Linked DNA regions of Homo sapiens: region 2 is linked to region 1. The links are chromatin loops, found by intact Hi-C in ENCODE. Cell type or tissue: natural killer cell. All regions are shown on one strand. Each heading gives the region's core, and the rest is flanking DNA. Links, peaks and the distances in the headings are about the cores only.

What was found. A loop is a pair of places that touch in the nucleus more often than their neighbours do. Peaks named below come from ENCODE experiments on the same cell type or tissue, not always from the same donor. Only the 100,000 strongest peaks of a DNase experiment are listed, where the experiment ranks them.
Region 2: it touches region 1 in a loop (12-fold over the local background); 1 of 110 quality-filtered maps calls a loop at or near these places.

What each region holds. Positions count from the first base shown.
Region 1 is chr2:159,140,450-159,150,741 of GRCh38, forward strand. It overlaps TANC1 (tetratricopeptide repeat, ankyrin repeat and coiled-coil containing 1), which reads left to right. Exons shown (of 27, transcript NM_033394.3): 6 at 8,693-8,823; 7 at 9,921-10,107. Among named protein-coding and RNA genes, the nearest start is that of MIR6888, 41 kb to the right of the region's middle. RefSeq lists an enhancer at 6,322-6,922 and a silencer at 6,709-7,003. In natural killer cell, for the core only: no CTCF peak of the experiment used is centred there; DNase peaks (open chromatin) are centred at 4,542 and 4,952; H3K4me3 peaks cover 473 bases; H3K27ac peaks cover 1,615 bases.
Region 2 is chr2:159,221,102-159,231,393 of GRCh38, forward strand. It overlaps TANC1 (tetratricopeptide repeat, ankyrin repeat and coiled-coil containing 1), which reads left to right. Exons shown (of 27, transcript NM_033394.3): 23 at 3,131-3,263; 24 at 4,587-4,678; 25 at 6,718-6,864; 26 at 7,695-7,795; 27 at 8,477-10,292. The coding sequence ends at 9,911. Among named protein-coding and RNA genes, the nearest start is that of MIR6888, 39 kb to the left of the region's middle. RefSeq lists enhancers at 3,974-4,483, 4,484-4,992. In natural killer cell, for the core only: no CTCF peak of the experiment used is centred there; DNase peaks (open chromatin) are centred at 5,210 and 6,540; H3K27ac peaks cover 753 bases.

The DNA of each region.
Region 1 (10,292 bases), core at 873-8,872:
AGAGTATCCATTCATTCTGCATTTCCTTGAATAAGTATTCAGTTTCTATGCTGTGAAAAAACACTATGCTAAATGCTATTTGAGATGGGTTATCAAGCATGGGTCCTGTCTTTATGGAGCCTTAGAGTCTGGCAGGGGATTAGAGACCTGTATATGGCGTGACTGTAATAAAGGAGGAAGTAATGACTAATCCAAGCTGTGTGATGAACTAGGAGTTCAGCAGATGGAGATTCTCTATTTTTTTTTTTTTTTTTTTTTGAGATGGAGCTTCATTCTTGTTGCCCAGACTGGAGTGCAGTGGCACAGTCTCGGCTCACTGCAACCTCTGCCTCCTGGGTTCAAGCGATTCTTTTGCCTCAGCCTCCCGAGTAGCTGGGATTACAGGCACCCACCGCCACACCCGGCTAATTTTTGTATTTTTAGTAGAGACAGAGTTTTGCCATGTTAGCCAAGCTGGTCTCAAACTCCTGACCTCAGGTGACCCACCCGCCTTGGCCTCCCAAAGTGCCAGGATTACAAGTGCGAACCACTATGCTTGGCCAGCAGATGGAGATTCTGAGCATGGAAAGACTTAATTGTAGCTATGCCTTAAGATTTACCTGTTGTCTTAGTTCAGGCTGCTATAACAAAAATACCATAAACTGAGTGGTTGATAAACAACAGTAATTTATTTCTTAGATTTGTGCAGGATGGAAAGTCCAAGATCAAGGTAGTCTGCAGATTTGGGGTCTGGCAAAGGCCTACTTGCTGGTTCATAGACAGCCATCTTTTTGCTGTAACCTCATGTAGTGGAAGGGACAAACAAGCTCCCTCATTTATAAGGTCACTAATCCCATTCTGAGACACAGACATTCAGACTATAGTACGTGGCAACAGAGTAGGATGGAGTGGGACTGGAAAGAGACTACGGTTAAGAATGATTAAAAAATTGTTTTAGTAATTAAGTGAGAGGATAAAGTCTCAAATTAGTTCAGGTTCAGTGAAGAAGAGGTGGTGAATGGAAGATTCTTGAGGAATTGCAAGGACCTGGGAACTGAAAAAGACAGAGACAACAACTTCACGCCTTTGAGACCACATTAAGGGACACTGGAGGAGCAGGGACTGTGTTTTGGTTTGAGTTCAGTTTCAGGCATGGAGACTTCAAAGTGCTGGTGGAACATCTTCGCAAGTGTCCAGCCACCAGTTGGAAAATCAAACTGGGTATCAAGAAAGAGCTCAGGATATAAACTGGTCAGCCATTTGCTTGGAAGTAATGCTGTGAGACTAGGCAAGTTACAGTAGGGAAACAGGTCGTTGACAAAAGAGGGCTGAGAAACTGGTATTTCATTTATGAGCTGGGACTAAGGTGCAAGGAGCACCAGCAAGAGGGACAGGAAAAGACCACACAAGACCACAGTATTCTGGTAATCATGGATTTTTCCCTCTGTGTGTCTCTTACAACAATTGCCACTTTATACCTTGCAGGACAGAGTGCTTGCAAGGCCGTAGATCTACAGGAAAATCAAAAGAGAAGGTGTACTACAAAAAAGGAAAAAGAAAAATTAATGTGCTTAACAGGGCTGTTTCAGGAGACTTGTGAAGGTCTGTGACTTGAAGTTATAGGTATGTGATAAGGAAATGGAATTGGTGAGAATAGAGAGCCCTCTTTTACCCCCAAATTAAACAGATAAAGATGGGAGATCAGTTACTAGGATGAGAGATGTGTGCAGCTGTGGTTTTTATTTAACACAGTTGTAGACTTAATTCAGAGGTTCTGACAGTGTAGGCTGTGGACTTCTAGTCCCCAAGACACTTTCAGGGGTTTGTGATGTCAAAACTCTTTATAATAGTACAAAACCCTTTTGTAATAATACGGAGAAGGTATTTACATTTCCCTTTGTTGACATTTGCACTGATGCTGCAAAAGCAATTGTTGGTAAAACTTCTGATACCTTAGTATATGTCAAGGCACTGGCTACACTGGTAGTCCTGGTGTTCTTCACTGCCAAGTGCTGGCTTCACAAATAATTCACTGAAGAATGTCCTTGATGAAGCACTAAAAGTAATGTTATTAAATCTTGACCCTTGGAGACCCATCTTTTTAATATTCTGTGTGATGAAGTGGGAAGTCTGAGTAAAGCCCTTCTGCATGCTCGGAAGTCTGATGGTTTTCTTGAGGCAGAGCACTTGTATGATTGAATTGCAAGCTGAACTCGCTACTTTTAAAATGGAATATTGTTTTTATTTGAAAGAATGACTGACAACCCATGGTTATTCTGAAGTAGGTATTTGGCACATTTTTTCTTCAACAGGAATGAAATTAGCCTGGCACTTCAATAGAAAAAAAAAAAAAGGCCAGGCACGATGGCTGACACCTGTAATCCTAGCAATTTGGGAGGCCAAGGCGGGCGGATTGCCTGAGGTCAGGAGTTTGAGACCAGCCTGGCCAACATGGTGAAACCTTGTCTCTACTAAAAATACAAAACTAACTGGGCATGGTGGTGGGCACCTGTAATCCCAGCTACTCGGGAGGCTGAGGCAGGAGAATTGCTTGAACCCAGGAGTTGGTGGTTGCTGTGAGCCAAGATTGCACCACTGCACTCCAGCCTGGGCCACAGAGCGAGACTCTGTCTCAAAAAAAAAAAAAAAACAACAAAACAAAACAAAAAAAAACAAAAAACCAACTCTGACAGGATTAGTTGCCCATAATAAAACTTGACATTTCAAATGAAAATTAGGTTTTTTGGGAAATTTTACACCTGTCACATTGAGCTTGATGGTTTCCCAAGACTTTTCAATTGAGATCTCTCGTAATGTGATGTTTTGATATTATGTGATAACATTTGTCAACATTTGCAAAATCTGTAAAACCATTATTTTCCAAATGACCCAATGCATAATGTTACACAGTCTTGCATGGGTAAAAGATCCATTTACAGTATAAAACAGACCATTGGATCTTACTGTAACAGTACAAAAAATTCATCGATGCAGATTGAGTCAACAGTGGAACTTACCTTTAAGAAATTGCTGTTTCCAGCACTTGGGGAGGCTGAGGCAGGAGGACTGCTTGAGCCCCAGGAGTTCATAACCAGCCTGAGTAACATAGCAAGACCCCATCTCAAAAAAAAAAAAAAAAAAAAAAAAAAAAAAAAATGGAAATTGCTGATTGTCAAGTTTTGGCTGGGTATCAGAGAAGAATTTCTATAATTAACTAAAAAGACTCCTGTCTTTCCCAATTATGTATCTGTCTGAGGCTGCAGTTCTTCACATGCTTCAACCAAAAGAACTGATCCCCACAGATTGAATGCAGAAGAAGTTATACAAATCCAGCTGTCCTCTATTTAATTGCACATTAAAGTTTGTAAAATTGTAAAAACAATGCCATTCTTCTTAACTAATCTTTAAAATCAAAAGTACAGCTTTTTACCTATGTACCCATAAGTTAAAATTTAGTTTTTTAATTAAAATATTAATTGTTAACATGAAGTTTTATAACATTAAAATGAACTAACATACAGTTTAAAAATTCTTAGTTTTAATATCTAGTATGATAAATGTCAATAGACATAACCCTCCTAAGCCTGCAGTCCTCAGTTTTTAAGAGTGAATTCTGAGACCAAAAAGCTTAAGAACCTACTGGCTCTAGAGGAAGGAAAAGAGGGAGAAAATAAAAATAGAGATGAGAAAATTGATCCAAACTCTGATAGTCCTCTAGACTTAAGAGGATGAAGACTTTAAGTTGAGTGATGGATGACTGAAGAAGAAAAGGCTAATTCAGGAGGCATTTTGAATGGAGAAATAGTAAGTTTGGTGATAATTTCAATATGGGGTGGATGACATGAAAATTTTGAAGGTAACCTGCATGATAACTATGTTTTGGTATTGCAGACCAGAAACAACAAATTATTGACAGAAACAGAGCAGGTCCATGGATGGATGTTCCTTTTTATTTTTATTTTTCTGAGACGGAGTCTCGCTCTGTCTCTCAGGCTGGAGTACAGTGGCACAATCTTGGCTCACTGTGACCTCCGCCTCCTGGGTTCAGGTGATTCTCCTGCCTCAACCTCTGGAGTAGCTGGGATTACAGGCACGTGCTACCATGCCCAGTTAGTTTTTTTGTATTTTTAGTAGAGACAGGGTTTCACCATGTTGGCCAGGCTGCTCTCGAACTCCTGATCCACTCGAACATCTGATCACTCAGGTGATCCATCTGCCTCGGCCTCCGAAAGTGCTGGGATTACAGGTGTAAGCCACCGCATCCGGCCAATGTTCCTTTTTAAATACTGTTTTTGGAACTCTAAGGAGGGAGGGAATGGTAATGGCTGAGAAGGAGCAGACAGAAACAGGGAAAATACTTGTAAGTAGGAGTCATGGAAGGCAAGAGGATAAGTGAGAAGCAGGTCATGGATAGATAGAGGCAGAGGATTAATGTCAAACCAAGGGCCTGTCTCATTTAGCAGACTAGATTCACAAGTGCTATCTTGGACACTTGGTATTAAGTCAACTTCGAGGTCACATGGTGATAGGTCACATGATAGTGAACTGACGAATGTCGTCAGCAATACTCAGTGTTCTTTAGAGTCTGAGGAGGACGAGAATGGAGGAAAGACTTCTCTATGGAGTGATAATACTTGGTGATCACTAGGGACCTGCGCTCCTCCCCTGGCTTTAAACAAGAGAGAATGATTGGAATGGAAAATGAAAGCAGTAAGGTGCAGGCCAAATTGGGATGGTTTGGTAAGCAGAAAAAGGAAGGGGGTTTGTTGTCATGGAATAGTGAGTTTACAAAAACCTATTTGAGGCAGAAAAATTATGAACAGAAAGTTATGTAAGACATACAAGCACACTTGAAAATAGATATGAACTTGTGAAACCAGAAAATAATCGCAAGGAAGTGCGGGCTCTTGGTGTTAAAGTTGGTAGAGAGAATGACCAATTCTATAGCATCTTGTGGTTTATAAGCTGTTTCTCACACACATTGGTTTTGAGCCTCACAACCTGTAGGAGGTGGGTATGGCCACTTCCCTCACTAAGAAAGTGCAGTTGAGAGAGGTTCAGTACCCAAAAGGATCTGGATGGTGGTTAGCACTGAGAACACCCTGGATTCCCAGACAGTGGCGGAAGATGAGAAGATGGTTGTAGAGGGCACTGATGGTTTAAAGTTATGATGGCAGTCGGGAGCTGGTCAGTTTGTGGACTGCTCCTTAGCATTTGTGCCCCCATATGTGGTCCACAAGGGGGTGAGAAGCTGAATAGAGGCAGTCAGAAGTGATTCAAGAACTTCCCTTTACCTTTCTCCATGCAGTCAGCCTTTCACGCTATGTAATACTGAGGGTTCCATGAATGTGCTGCTGGGGGGAGTATTGTTCTCCACTTGCCTAATGGATTCCCAGGGCATTCTCTCATCTCCAAATAAAGCCATCATACAGCCGTCAGATATTTAAATCTGTGAAATGAAAAGTGAAGTCTTCTCTCCAGCCCTCATCCCACTGGTATTGGGTAATGTACACCCATTATTGATCAGCGATTTAATATTAACTACATGAATGAAAATAGACTTGCTATTTAGAGTGGTCTGTTTGAATTTGACTTGGAGGTGCTTTTGTAGTAACTAGCCTAAAACCATCTGGCTGTTCAGATCTCAGTATTTAGTGAACAGCTATGCAAGTAGACATGTATTTCCATTTCACAGCGTGTCCATGTGAGTTCCTAAGCAACTCATCACTCCCAAGATGGCTCAGTGACACTTCTCCCAGGCGGTCCTTCTGCCAGAGTGAGAAGTTCAGTGAGAGAGGGCTCTGTGCATTAGGGAAGGGAGAGATTCAGACAGCTTCATTGGATTAAGGAATTCAGACTGAAGGGGACCTTTTAAGGGGATGATCACTGGGATGACATTTTAGAAGACAGAATAATATGAAAAGACAGGTGGGAAGCCTTTGGAAGAATACAGTTGCAGTGCCTTAATGGATATAAACATGAAGTAAATAAAATAACGTCTGTCCATTCATCCCAACCCCGGGTAAGGGTTTAGAACTTGGGTAGCAGCAAAGTCCAGGTTGTGCAGTTAAGAGAACAGTTGATCATGAATTTGGGTGTCCCTTTTCCTTTTTTTTTTTTTTTTTTTTTGGAGACAGAATGTTGCTCTGTTGCCAAGGCTGGAGTGCAGTGGCACAATCTCGGCTCACTGCAACCTCTGCCTCCCGGATTCAAGTGATTCCCCTGCCTCAGCCTCCCGAGTAGCTGGGATTACAGGCATCTGCCACTACGCCCAGCTAATTTTTGTATTTTTAATAGAGATGGGGTTTCACCATGTTGGCCAGGCTGCTCTCAAACTTCTGACCTCAGATGATCCACCCGCCTCGGCCTCCCAAAGTGCTGGGATTACAGGCGTGAGCCACCGCACCCGGCTTAGGTGTCCCTTTTCAACTCAACCATTAAAGCTGGAATCGCCACTGCTCCCCAACTTATCTGAAATGGGTTGGATGGTAAGTTGTTTTTGGATTAAAAAAAAAAAATGAAACACTTGAGATCCTGGAGTATCTGTTTGCAGACACAGTGTGGAGGCAGCAGCCACTGTGCTGGGGTGTTGCGGTCCCCCTGCTGCACATAGGACCTACATAGGATCAGGGTCCTCCTGCCAGTCCCAAGTGAGCCACAGGCATGGCCCTGTTTGTTGTGGAGGTGAATTCTGTGGAGCCAAGCTCCTGCAGCTGCTCTCTCTGCCTCCACGGCAGCTGCCAAATGGGAGTCATTTCTGGCTCTCTACACAGAGTGTTTCAGGTTGAACCAGAAGCTAGACATTCTGGGGCATAATCACAATCGGGAGCAGTGTGGAGATTGTTTCGAAAGGGAAGGGGGGTGTGGAGTGGAGAAACTGCGGAGATCTGCCCCCTCACCCACTTCTTCCCTTTCCATCTGCGTCCTGTTCCCTCCCTCCAGCCCAGCTGCCACCTGAGATAAAGTAGCTGCCCTGCCTGGGCCCGGGGCAGAGGCGGAGGGAGGGCGGTGCCATCCTGTTCTGAGGGCCTCACCCCTTGGGTGTGCCTCTGTCTGCTGATCTGGTTTGGTTCCCGCCCTCCTTTCCCAAACGCCCAGCTACCTTGAGAATCAAAATGTGCTTTGAGGTAGGAAGGGACCTCCTGTAGAGCGGCTTTGGCATGAGGTCGACCCGCCCTGGGGTGGCTCCTTTTCCCTGTGTTGGCTTGGGGCCACTGCCCCTTCATGTTTGGCTCACATGGTCCAGAAGCATCAGGGCTCTTTTAACCCAGAATAGTCAAGCCTTGGTTTCCTTACCCCTGCAGTTTTCCAGAGCAGCTAAAAAACATCCAAGCTGGCAAACCATTCTTCCTACTCCAAACATTAGGAGCTTTTACCAGTAAGCAAGGGGTGGGAAGCTTTTCCTTTCTTGAAGATGCTGCCAGCGTAGTTTCCCTTGTAGCTGCCATCCTGGGTGCATGACTTGCAAAACTGATATGTGAGTGACAATAAGCCAGATGGCCTTTGCAAAAGCTCTGCTTATTTTGATTTTTGTGGTTCCTTACAAAAGGCGAAGTGAGCATTGATCTTTGTTGGTGCTGTTGTAGCTCAACGGCAACATCACTGTGTTGTTTCCTCATTTTATTTTTCCTAAAACCTTTACCCATTATCTGCAGATTTTCACATCTAAGCAAAATAGGTTCATATGAGTCCAGTTACCTAGACAATTAATAAAAAAGAGCAAAATGTTGAGTGACTATGTCATAGGTTACTTATTGTTAAGTTACAGCTTTGTAAGCAGCTTGCTTTGTAAATTTTTCATCCCCTGATGGATGCTGATTTTAGAAGGTGAGAGACGTGTTAGAAGGATGTGAATATCGTTTTATTTATTGGCCATAATTAAGTGCCTTTGGGCTTTTTGGGTACAGGGTTAAACTACAGCTCAACATTTAAATCAAATCCAACCATAAAATTCTCTTAAGTACAAAAAAACCAGATGACCAACCTCAGGGAGAACCCAAGAAAAGGTGGGCTTTCCCAGCATTGCTGTGCAGCATTCTGAGAATACAGCTTGATTTTTCTACATCTTTGCATGGGCAACAGTGGTACTGGGTCCTGTCTCTTGGGACAAGTTTCACTGTGATTTTAAATTTTTGTTTCAACTTGGATTCTTCACGATTGACCGTCAAGTTGAAATCCTGGTTTTGACTTTCACTACTGTGGGATGTGCACAGGAAGTTTTCCACCAAATTTTCCACGTCGTTCCCCTGGCTTGTTTAATGAGAGCTTGGATTTCAGTTTTACTCCAACACCTAAATAGCCTGGGTCTCTACCAGCATGCCACTAGGGTTTTACTTCATTTCAGCCTCCTGTGGGCATTGGACACCCGGCACTCTGTGAGGGTAACATGAAAGATAGGCCCTTTTCTTACCCAAGCTGATGTCTGAAGTACCCGTTTTCACATGACTCGGAATTAGGAATTGCCGTCAGATAACACTGGGCTCTTCTCACTCACCCTTTGCACTTGGAGTTTTTGTTTTACTGTTTCCTTAACCTGTCACAGTCCCTTAATTAGAATGTATTGCTAGAGGACAGGGTGCGTTGTCCAACTTTGTGCGCATTTTATAGAAACACACAAAATCACCAGACAAAGCAGCTGTAGTGTGAACTCATCCAGATGCGATACTGAAATTCCCCAGAGGGGCATCTTCATTGTTTTCTTTCTTTGTTCCAGAAGCAAAGGCCGATAATGAACCGAGCTGTTCGCCGGCAGCTCAAGAACTGTTGACAAGGCTGGGATTTTTACTGGGAGAAGGGATCCCAAGTGCCACACACATAACCATTGAAGACAAAAATGAAACCATGGTAATGCCCGAGGAAGACACTACATTGCATACCTCTTCAGAGGATGAACGAAGCAATAACCATCTTCTCCCTTTCCTTGAGCAGGGAAGCCATTGTTCAGTTAAATGAGTTCTGGGCTGTTGTGTATTGAAATTTATTTCAACAGTTTGGTTCTGGGTTTTTGCAGTGGGGAGGTAGGGAAAAGCAGAAAGAAGCAGAACGTAAGAAAATGTCCACATTAACCTTCTAGTCACCACCCAGAGAATAATGGCCACATGAATTAAAGAGGCTAAAAGAATGCCTTCATAATGCTACCAGTACTTTTACCTTTATAGCACCGTTCTTCTCATCTGGTTGCTTTGGTATACGCTTTCCTGTGCCTTTTTAGCTGTTGAGATTTTGGAGGGTCAGTGGGGTGAGGAAAAGATTTATAGGAGATGAGGCAGAGACAAAATAAGATGAGATCAAATGGTCCATCTATCAGGAAAGCACTTCCCCTCCAAGGGAGCAGCAGCATGCACCCTGCCACCTCCCAGATGTGATGTGTGCATCTGAATAGCAATGCAGGATGGAGCTTCTACCCTGGTGAAGGTCTCTGCACTGCAAGGGAGGGTGTCATGCATTGATTGAGACTGAGTGGTCACCAGTCTCCTTCCCCTGATTGCAGAGCCCATAAATCTTGAGGAATTGAATCAGGTTGCAGTGTTCGTGAAACATCACAAAAACAGAGCTCCCAGGTCTTCCGTACAGAGGTCAAATAACCCATTTGTCTTCTGCAGACTTCAAATGAAAGGAAGTCTGCCTGTTTGCCATTTCTGTTGTACAAATGTGCATCCTCACTAAATTATTGCTAAGACTGACCTTTTAATAAAAAGGAAAATCACAAAGGAGGGGAACCGAACAAAGATACTGCTTTCTCAAAATTTGGAAGACCACATATACATTTATATAGATAAAGCTCCATGAATCCATATCTATACACACATATCTCTTTAGATTTTTTTTTTAAAACTTCCGTTTTCCTGTTCTTAGTTTTATTGTTTTAGCACAAAAACAAAAGCATGTGTCGAAGCATCCTGTGTAAGCCGTGCTAACTCCTCCTTCCATTCATCTTGCAGTGCACAGCTCTGAGTCAAGGCATCAGTCCTTGCTCCACACTAACAAGCAGCACCGCATCTCCTAGCACCGATAGCCCCTGCTCAACCTTGAATAGCTGTGTCAGCAAGACGGCAGCCAACAAAAGTCCCTGTGAGACCATTAGCAGCCCTAGTTCCACCCTGGAAAGCAAGGACAGTGGAATTATAGGTAAGAAGCACACTGCTCGGTAACATAATGGCTCGAATCTCATCAACCAGAGCATTCACCAGGCACTTCCTCAGAGGGTTTTAGCATGGTCTGTGAAGGTCAGTCTGCCAGCGCCTGCTCTGTTCTTTGCAGGCAGCACTGACTCCATGTGTAGCTGAGAGAGTGGAGCATTGGCTTTTACATTC
Region 2 (10,292 bases), core at 1,442-9,441, 81 kb after region 1:
GCACTTTGGGAGGCCAAGATGGGCAGATCACTTGAGGTCAGGAGTTCGAGATTAAGCGAACTTGAGGTCAGGAGTTCGAGATCAAGTGAACTAGTAGATACTATTTTAGTATCTACTAAAAATACAAAAATTAGCTGGGCGTGGTGGCGGGTGCCTGTAATCCCAGCTACTCAGAAGGGTGAGGCACGAGAATCACTTGAACCCGGGAGGTGGAGGCTGCAGTGAGCCAAGATCATACCATTGCACTCCAGCCTGGGCAACAGAGTGAGACTCAGTCTCAAAAAAATAATAAATAAAAGTTATTAATTCTAGTTGCAGTACTGTGCAGTAGATACCAGAAGTTACTCCTCCTGTCTAACTGAATCTTCGTACCCTTTGACCGGTGCCTACCCTTTCCGCAGGTCCCCCTGTCTCCCAGCCTCTTTCTGTTCTCTGCTTCTGTTGTGAGTTCAACTTGTTTAGATTCCACATATAAGTGAGATCATGCTGTCTTTCCGTGCCTGGCTTATTTCACTTAGCCATAATGTCCTTCAGCTTCATCCATGTTGTGGCTAATGACAGGATTTCCTTATTTTAAAGCCTGCATAGTATTTCATCATGTACATATACTGGTTGTTTTTAAAGTGATATGGCATTGCCTAAAAATAATATGGAAAGCTTTGGGCACTATCTTTATCTCTTTGCCAAATGCCCATGTCTAATCGAGGTTTGAGGGAATAAAACCTTGATAAACTGAGAACCGTGAAATGTCTTTCAGGGCAGAAACTGATTTTATCAGGCTCCATGTCCCAGGCACCCAGCAGGTGCCAGAGAAATGGTCAGCTACATGAGAGTTACCAGTTTCCAATAATTCAATACATCTAATGGAAGGACTAGCTGGAGAGACAGATGCTTGCAAACCTGGCAGTGGAAGCCATGGCCCTGTACCTCTGTGCCTTGGTGCTTTTAGAAGGCAGCGCTGTCAGAGTTCAATGGTATAAACTTCAGTACCTTGTAAACTCTACTTCATGTCAGTTTTCAAAAACATACTCAACTAAATCTCACATGTCTACACTTATTTTTCAGCTACCTTCCCACATTGTGTAGTTTATCAAAATTAGAGAAGAGTGAAGGAGCTTAGCATTCCAACATAATTTTTTTAATACCGTGGCAAAAACACATAGCATAAAATTTACCCTTAATCATTTCTAAACATATAGAGTTCAGTAGTTTAAGTATATTCACATTGTTGTACAACCAGTATCCAGAACTTTTCATCTTGCAAAGGTGAAACTGTATTTGTTAAACAACTCTCCATCTCCCCCAGCCCATCACAGCCACCACTCTACTTTGTGAGTTTTTTTACCCCTTTAGATATCTCATGTAAGTAGAATCATATAGTATTTGTCTCATTGTGACTGGCTTATTTCACATAGCATAATGTTCTCCAGGTTCACCCATGTTGTAGCGTGTGTTAGAATAGCATTTCCTTCCTTTGTAAGGATGAATATTGCTCCATTGTACGTATACACCACATCTCGTTTATCCAGTCATCTGTCAGTGGACACTTAGGTTGCTTCTATGTTTTTTGCTGTTGTGAATAATGTTGCAATGAATGTGGGTGTCCAAGTATTTATTCAAGACCCTGTTTTCAGTTCTTTGGGGTATATATCCAGAAGCAGAATTTCTGGCTCATATAGTGATTGTATTTTTAATTTTTTGAGGAACTGCCCTACTTTTTTTCCACAGTTGCTGCACCATTTTACATTCATAGCACAGTGCATAAGGGCTCCAGAATTGTTCCACATCGTCACCAATACTTGTTTTTTGTTTTTGTTTTTTTGAGTTGGAGTCCCACTCTGTCACCCAGGCTGAAGTGCAGTGGTAGAATTTCAACTCACTGCAACCTCCGCCTCCTTGGTTCAAGCGATTCTCCTGCCTCAGCCTCCTGAGTAGCTGGGATTACAGGTGCCCACCACCACACCCAGCTTATTTTTGTATTTTTAGTAGAGATGGGGTTTCACTATGTTGGCCAGGCTGGTCTTGAACTCCTGACCTCAGGTGATTGCCTGCCTCGGCCTCCCAAAGTGCTGGGATTACAGGCGTGAGCCATCACGCCCAGCCAGTACTTGTGGAAGGACTAGCTGGACAGACAGGTGCTTGCAGACCTGGCAGTGGAAGCCATGGCCCTGCATGTCTGAGGTGCTTTTTTTAATAGTAGCTTTTTTTTTTTAATTGTAGCCATCGTAATGGGTATAAGGTGAACATCTTCTCATATGCTTGTTGAGCACTTGTTGATCATTTTTGTAGAAATCTATTCCAGTCCTTTGCCCATTCTAAAGATGAGGTTATTTGGTTTTTGTAGTTGGGTTGTAGTTCTTTGTGTAGATAATCCCTCTAGTTAGTGTCATTTTGAATAATGGGGTGGATGATAGGAAGCATATATTTTTAGATTCACATGAAAATCTAAAATAGCCACAGGCTAAAAAATGGCTACAGGCTAAAATGGCTCCAGTAAATGGAGAAATTTTAGTGGCCACAGTATTTCTTCCTCTTGTTTCCAGTTTGGTTCAACTGACAGCTATTATATCACATCAAATCAGTCTTTGTACCGTGGTATCAAACTTGCCATCTTTACTCTCCCAATTTCCTTCACATCTCTTTGAAGTGGATTATACTCGGGTCCATCCGGTCCCAAGCTGCCAATCTTAACAGTCTGCCGTGCACAGGTTGTGTGGGTCTGAGTATTTCTAAAGTCACCACTGCTGTGGCCTGCTCATTTGTTAGAGCTCATTGAAGAAGTCTGCTGCCTACTTCATTGGAGATGCAAAGGTGACTATGTCCCGTCTCTGTGGCCTGGGAAGTGGTGTGAGACAGAGACAGATCACGCATGTGTGCACACACCCACCTGTGGTAGCGTGTCCCCTGCTTTCCTCATCCCTGACAGCAAAATCTCTTCAGCAGTGAAGGTTTTAGCTGTGGATTGCAGCTCCTCTTCTCTGTTTCGTGTCCACTTTATTTCTAGTCTAGGATCCTTAATAGGCAGAGGCATCTAAAATCAGAGTGAAGCTAAGACTGCCCACCCCTAAATCCGTGTGCGCCCCTGAACTCCTGTTCCCAGCTGCTGCTTAGGCTTCTGCTGTCTCTGCAGGTGCTGTACCTGGTGGAGAAGGGAGCCGTGATCGAGCATGTGGACCACAGCGGGATGCGGCCCTTGGACAGAGCCATCGGCTGCCGGAACACATCTGTAGTGGTGGCGCTACTCAGAAAGGGAGCCAAGTTAGGTCAGTGAGCACTGCCTCCATTGAGCAGGAGGAGCGGTGAGCTCCCGATTGTAGAAGCCTAGACAGCACAGAGAGTGACCTGCTCCCAGGTTAGGAAGTAAGATGTCAGATGTTTGCAGATCTCTGTCTCAGTCTCACTTAATCACCATTATACACAATGTGTAAGTAGCTCACGGTGTTTCTGCGGGGAGGGTGTGGAAAGCAGAGGCTGGTGTTGAAGGACAGTCTGGAGTGGTATCAGTGGCCAGGAACCACGCCAGAGAGGAACCACAGCCTCTTGCTGTGGGGTGGGGCCGGGTAGTGCTGCTGAAAGCTCCCCCAGGTGACTCTGAGCAGCAGCGGAGGCTGAGCCACTGTTCTAGAGCCACCAGTCAGCTGTGTGGGGAAATGGCCACCACAGCAAGTTTCTGTGAAGAAGTAGTAGTATGATTTCATGGAGACAAACTAGGACGATACTTGAGGATTGTGTGGGGGACCCTGAGTAGGGAAAGCCCTTTCCACGTGGCTGGCTTTGACACAAACACACCATTCCAGATGTGGGGAGGGTCACTATTTTGGTTTGATGTATGGAGCCCTTGGTCAGGAGCAGCTCTGGGTAGGGCACTGTGATGAAAATGCTATTCACTAATACTGTCAAGCAGTGAATAGTGCCAGGAACTATCCAAGCAGTTTCGCCCTCTGCCTTAATCCCTACCACAGCCCTGAAAGTCTCAGTGACAATCCCATGATTTTACAGATGAGGAAACCAAGGCACCGAGCAGCTAAATGGCTTCCCCCAGGACTGCCTTGTGGTACTCGCCGTGGGGACCTAGCAGCTGGCTCCAGGGCTGTGCTCTTCAGCACTCCTCCCACAGTGTCCCGAGAGCTCAGGCAGGGGTTAGAGAGGTTGTGGCCGAGCTGTAGGGTAGGAGAGAGAAGCCATGACATCTCGGAGTACAGCAGATGACACAGCACAGGGACTGCGTGCTGAGAACACATGCCTGCACGGTGGCCGCTGCAGGAACTGAGGAGGTTATGCTAAGGCCTCATTTAATTAATTTTCCCCACATCCCACCCGGAAGGGAGGAATGAGTTTTCGCTGCTCGGATGCCTTCGTTTCTCATTACTTTTTTCAGTAAAATAACAAGGACAGATTTGAGTGCCCAGGTCAGTGGGAAAGGATTAGCAACAGCCTCGCCGGCGTCCTGCTCCCTCCCTCATCGTGCTGTGGTCCTTGCAGCTGGGCTCCTGCTGGTGCTGACCTCCAGCCGTGGGGCCACGGAGGAATTGGGATCCTTTCCGCAGGGCCTCTGAAGTGCCTCTGAATGCGTGTTTGTTTTGCAGGAAATGCTGCTTGGGCGATGGCCACTTCCAAACCTGATATCTTGATTATACTTTTACAGAAATTAATGGAGGAAGGAAATGTGATGTACAAAGTAAGTGGTTCCGCCCTTTTCTTTGCCATTGAAACTGCCTGGGAGCACCCTCTTAATTGGGTACATAATGGCTACAGCTGTGCTACTGCACAGTCTCCATGTAATAGAAGTGCAAAAAGTGGCTGGGTGGGGTGGCTCACGCCTGTAACTCCAGCACTTTTGGAGGCCGAGGTGGGCAGATCACTTGAGGCCAGGAATTCCAGACCAACCTGGCCAATATGGCAAAACCCCATCTTTACTAAAAATACAAAAATCAGCCAGGTGCCTGTAATCCCAGCTACTCGGGAGGCTGAGGCAGGAGAATTGTTTCAATCTGGGAGGCAGAGGTTGCAGTGAGCTGAGATTGCACCACTGCACTCCAGCCTCAGCAACAGAGTGAGACTCAGTCTCAGAAGAAAAAAAAAAAAAGTGCCAAGAGGTGCTGACCTGGCCTCATGCCCGTTGTTGGCTTAATATCTTTCCGGCAGAATCTTAAAGGTAGAAAGCACCTCTCTTTGTGTCTGAGAGCCATTATTTCTGAGCTAATCCTTGAGGTTGTAGTGGTGACTTCCTGTCTGAAGCCATGGCGTGAAGCTGAGTCACCTCTAGGTCAACTGAACATCATAGAGAAGGTTCCTCAGCCCTTCACATTCTGAGTTCAGAACACCATGCTGAGGCACAGTCATGAGACGTGGGAGAGGAACACCCAGCAGACATTTCTAGAAGAAAAGGGTTATTCTGTCTCCTAAGCCTTTCCTAATTTTTAATATCTATTAATTTCTAGAATTTGAAAGTGTTGTTAGAGATTTTTACTTAATACAGTCAAGTAATACCTCAGTTACTCAGAAGACTGAATTAATTTTTTCCATTTTCCCTTGGAAATGGAAATATGATTTACAGATCAATAAACTTCACTTTAAATTTTTCCAAATAAGACATCAGTTTAGGTCAGAGGTCAGCAAACTTTTTTTGTAAAGGGCCAGACAGTAAATGTTTTAGGCTTTGCAGACTGTGTGGCCTCTGTCACAACTCCCCAGTTCTGATGTGGGGGCACAGATAGCACAGAGTGAATGAACACAGCTGTGTCCCAATAAAACTTTATTTGTAAACACAGGTGGCTGGCCAGACTTAGTATCCAAGCTATAGTTTGCCAACCCCTGGTTTAGATAGATATGCAGGCCATTTGCATAGGTCACTATTCTTTGCAGCTCTGTGATTAGACAGAATTAAAAGATTATAGGGGAAAAACTAGATTATGACCATGTTAATCCTTTTTACTGTTAGGCAGCTGTATTTGGTATGTTGTAGATTTTTTCCTTCTCATTTTTTAAAATAGTAACAAATAAATAGGCAATATAGCATGACCCAGCAGGGTTCCTGGCTTGGAATCAGCTTGAAATTGAGTTGAGTGTATTGTTGTGGCTTTGAAGTGCTTTTAATATGGATTGGTAGGCAATTATGTCAGAAATAGGAAGCCATTTTCAACAGGCTTCATACCTGCTGTGCAATGGGACTGACTGAGCAAATGGATTTTTTTAGCTTTGAAAATGATGTGTGGTGCTGTTCTGATTTTTAAAGCCCATGTTTTAATTCCTCTTAGAAGAAAAATTATTATTCTGCAGCAAGCTCTCTAGGTTTATCTACAAGATGCTACTTGTCCTAGGAATAGGATCAGTTTTTCATCTGATTTCTATTACACTTAGCATTCAAATAGATTTGAGATCATTCTTGAAATAATTTTCAAAAATACATACCAGAAGGTAATCTGATTCATTAAGTTTGGTAATTATCAATCTAGCAGTTTACAGACACCTTATTGTAAAACCAGCTTCTTTCTCACTGTGTAACCACAGGATGCGGGTGCATGTGAGGACAGTGAAGCCCTCATGTGCCAGCCCAGTTAGTGAACTAGCTCCCACCTTGACACTTGTTTGGATGCTTTCAATGTTCTGTCGTGGGTTTGCAGGGGGGAGTAAACTCCCCACGGTGTTCCAGGTGTGGGAGTTATTCATTTTAGAACCTCTGAAAAAGGACAAATGTTTGTGATTTTTGAATCCTAGAAAGGGAAAATGAAAGAGGCAGCCCAGAGGTACCAGTATGCCTTAAGAAAGTTTCCTCGAGAAGGATTCGGAGAGGACATGAGACCCTTCAATGAATTAAGGGTTTCCCTCTATCTCAATTTGTCGCGATGCCGAAGAAAAACAAATGTAAGCTGTGCCCCTTTATTCCAACCCAGTCTTCCAGCAACAGAGCCCTTCTCCAGCAGTGAAGGCCAGCCCTTCTCCAGACCAGATCCTGGGCCCTCCTGTCCAATTTGCTTGCACATTTACATGAACCTGGCATGTGGGAAACAGCTCCTATCCGTGACTATCGTTTGGTCACGGCTGCTACGCTCCTCGCATGATGTTGAAGGAATGCACTTGGGTTTCGTTTCCTTGGCCTCAGTAATGAGAAGCAAATGCAGTCTGCTCCTCTGCAGCTTCCCAACACTGTTGCTGCTGGCACTGCCGTCCCCGGATTCAGGAGAGTCCAACCCAAGCCTATTGTGGTGGGCCTGCCTTCTGTGTTAGGTTTGCTCAGAGGGTCTGCCAGTAACTAATTTGTAACCGGTCGTGGGGAACTCATAGTCGATTTGTAACTAGTAGATCTGTTTCAGTAGTACTTCCTACCTTTTTTTTAACTGTGTCCTCCTGCCCCAGTCTGTTGAGCTGCTTGCTTCTGTGCCCTGCTGCCGGAATAGATGCAGTGTCTGCGCTCCTCTCTGAGGCTGCCCCTCCACCGGGCTGTGAGGTTCCACCATCTGGCCTTCTTGGGGCACTGTTACTACCACTGTTTTCATAGTGGATTCTTCTCCTAATGATATTAATCAACCATCATTATCTCCTCACTTTAAAACAAGATAGAAAACGGAACTTTCCCTTCCTCCCTCTCTGGCTGTGCCTCAGAGCGCTGCTACCCTTTAGAACAAAACTAGACGGGCTTCCCACAATCGTGTGTCCAGGCTGCTTCTGACTCCTGTATTTCTTGTCGACACCAGGACTTTGGCATGGCAGAGGAATTTGCTTCCAAGGCTCTCGAATTGAAGCCCAAGTCCTATGAAGCCTTTTATGCCAGAGCAAGAGCGAAGAGAAATAGCAGGTACCGTCTGTGGTTATCTTTGTGTCTAGAGCTTTTTTTCTTGTGGGATCAAACCTGCCTGTTGAATTTGGGGAGGTTTTGCTGCAGAAGTGTTGCTCAGGTGCCTCTCATCCTTTTTAGTAGTGAATTAGTATTACTACCTGCTTCCAAGAGGCATAGTAGTGGACATTATCAGTGATGAGTAAACTTCTATTTTCTCCTGACGTCTCAATAATCATTCCTTCCCACCCCTCCCCCCACGTGAAACTTACTGCAACATGAACTTCCTACCTAGTTTAGTCCATATTTCAAGGAAACTGCCAACTAGGGACATTAGGAAGTTCAGAGGTGGGGAAGAGTGATATAAGCCTGTTGACTGAGAGATGGGCACAGTGTTACCATGGGATGGTAACAATATTAAAAAGATTCTGGCGCCCACTGATTCATGCTTCTCCCTATTCCCAGTCCAGTGGTCTTTATGGAGAGCAGGGCTGTAGAGTCCCACCTACCTAGGTTAGAATTCAGCACTGCCACTTAGCTGAGTTACTCTGGGCTGGTTAAGTGGGTCCTGGCCACCACCGTAAGTGTTCAAAACTCACTTGCTACCTTCTCTTTCCTTTGAGCACAGCTCTTTTATGAACAGTTACACTCTGAGCATGTTCGTGTGTGGTTTGTAATGTTACCTTACATTTTCCTACAAAGGCAATTCGTGGCAGCTCTGGCTGACCTGCAAGAGGCTGTGAAACTCTGTCCCACCAATCAGGAAGTCAAGAGGCTTCTGGCCCGCGTAGAAGAGGAGTGCAAACAACTCCAGAGGAGTCAACAGCAAAAACAGCAGGGCCCGCTACCAGCTCCACTCAACGACTCCGAGAACGAAGAGGACACCCCAACCCCTGGCTTAAGTGACCACTTTCACTCTGAGGAGACTGAAGAGGAAGAAACTTCTCCCCAGGAAGAATCTGTTTCCCCAACTCCCAGGTCCCAGCCATCCTCATCTGTCCCTTCCTCATACATCCGAAACCTTCAAGAAGGGTTACAGTCCAAAGGAAGGCCGGTATCGCCACAGAGCAGGGCAGGAATCGGCAAGTCCCTGAGAGAGCCTGTGGCCCAGCCAGGGCTGCTCCTGCAGCCCTCCAAGCAGGCCCAGATCGTGAAAACCAGCCAGCACCTGGGCTCTGGCCAGTCGGCAGTGAGAAATGGCAGTATGAAAGTTCAGATCTCTTCTCAGAACCCTCCTCCAAGTCCCATGCCAGGGAGAATCGCTGCCACTCCTGCTGGGAGCAGAACCCAGCATTTAGAGGGAACAGGTACTTTCACTACAAGAGCTGGTTGTGGCCACTTTGGGGATCGGCTGGGCCCCAGCCAGAATGTCCGCCTGCAGTGTGGTGAGAATGGCCCTGCACACCCTTTACCAAGTAAGACGAAAACCACAGAGAGGCTTCTGTCTCATTCCTCCGTGGCTGTGGACGCAGCCCCTCCAAACCAAGGTGGGCTGGCGACCTGCAGCGACGTGCGACACCCAGCTTCCCTCACCAGCTCAGGCTCTTCTGGTTCTCCATCCAGCAGCATAAAGATGTCAAGTTCAACCAGTAGTTTGACTTCGAGCAGCAGTTTTTCAGATGGCTTCAAGGTCCAAGGACCAGATACTAGAATTAAAGACAAGGTTGTAACCCACGTTCAGAGCGGTACAGCTGAGCACAGACCCCGCAACACGCCGTTCATGGGCATCATGGATAAGACTGCGAGGTTCCAACAGCAGAGCAATCCTCCAAGCCGCAGCTGGCACTGTCCGGCACCAGAGGGGCTGCTGACAAACACGTCTTCTGCAGCTGGCCTGCAGTCTGCTAACACTGAGAAGCCCTCTCTCATGCAAGTGGGAGGATATAATAACCAAGCCAAAACCTGTTCTGTTTCTACCCTGAGTGCAAGTGTCCACAATGGGGCACAAGTGAAGGAGCTAGAAGAAAGCAAGTGCCAAATTCCAGTCCACTCTCAAGAGAACAGGATAACTAAGACTGTTTCTCATCTGTACCAGGAAAGTATCTCCAAACAGCAGCCTCATATTAGTAATGAAGCCCACAGGAGCCACCTCACTGCAGCCAAACCAAAGCGATCATTTATAGAGTCAAATGTGTGAACCTTAAGAAATCCCCATTTGTGGAATTTGGAAACGTGTGTTGACTCCTGGTGGTAAATTAAATAGTTTTTTTCATCAGAAAAATTATTTTTTAGCCATTTTTTTTCTTTGGGGTGGATCTGATGCCATTGATATATCTAAAATGTGGGATAAAACTTCTTTAATAGCTAGAAATCACCATAAATAAGAATGCTAAACAGAATTGAAAATTATATCAACTTAAAATTTTAAGACAGCCCAGAAGACATTAATGACTCTCACTTATGAAATTGTTTGGCTTTTGCCACTTTCTTCCTTGCCTTTGCTATATGGTAGAATCACAGAACTTACTTAGAGAATAAATATGTCTATTGTTCAAGAGTAACAGGTTTAACTCATGAC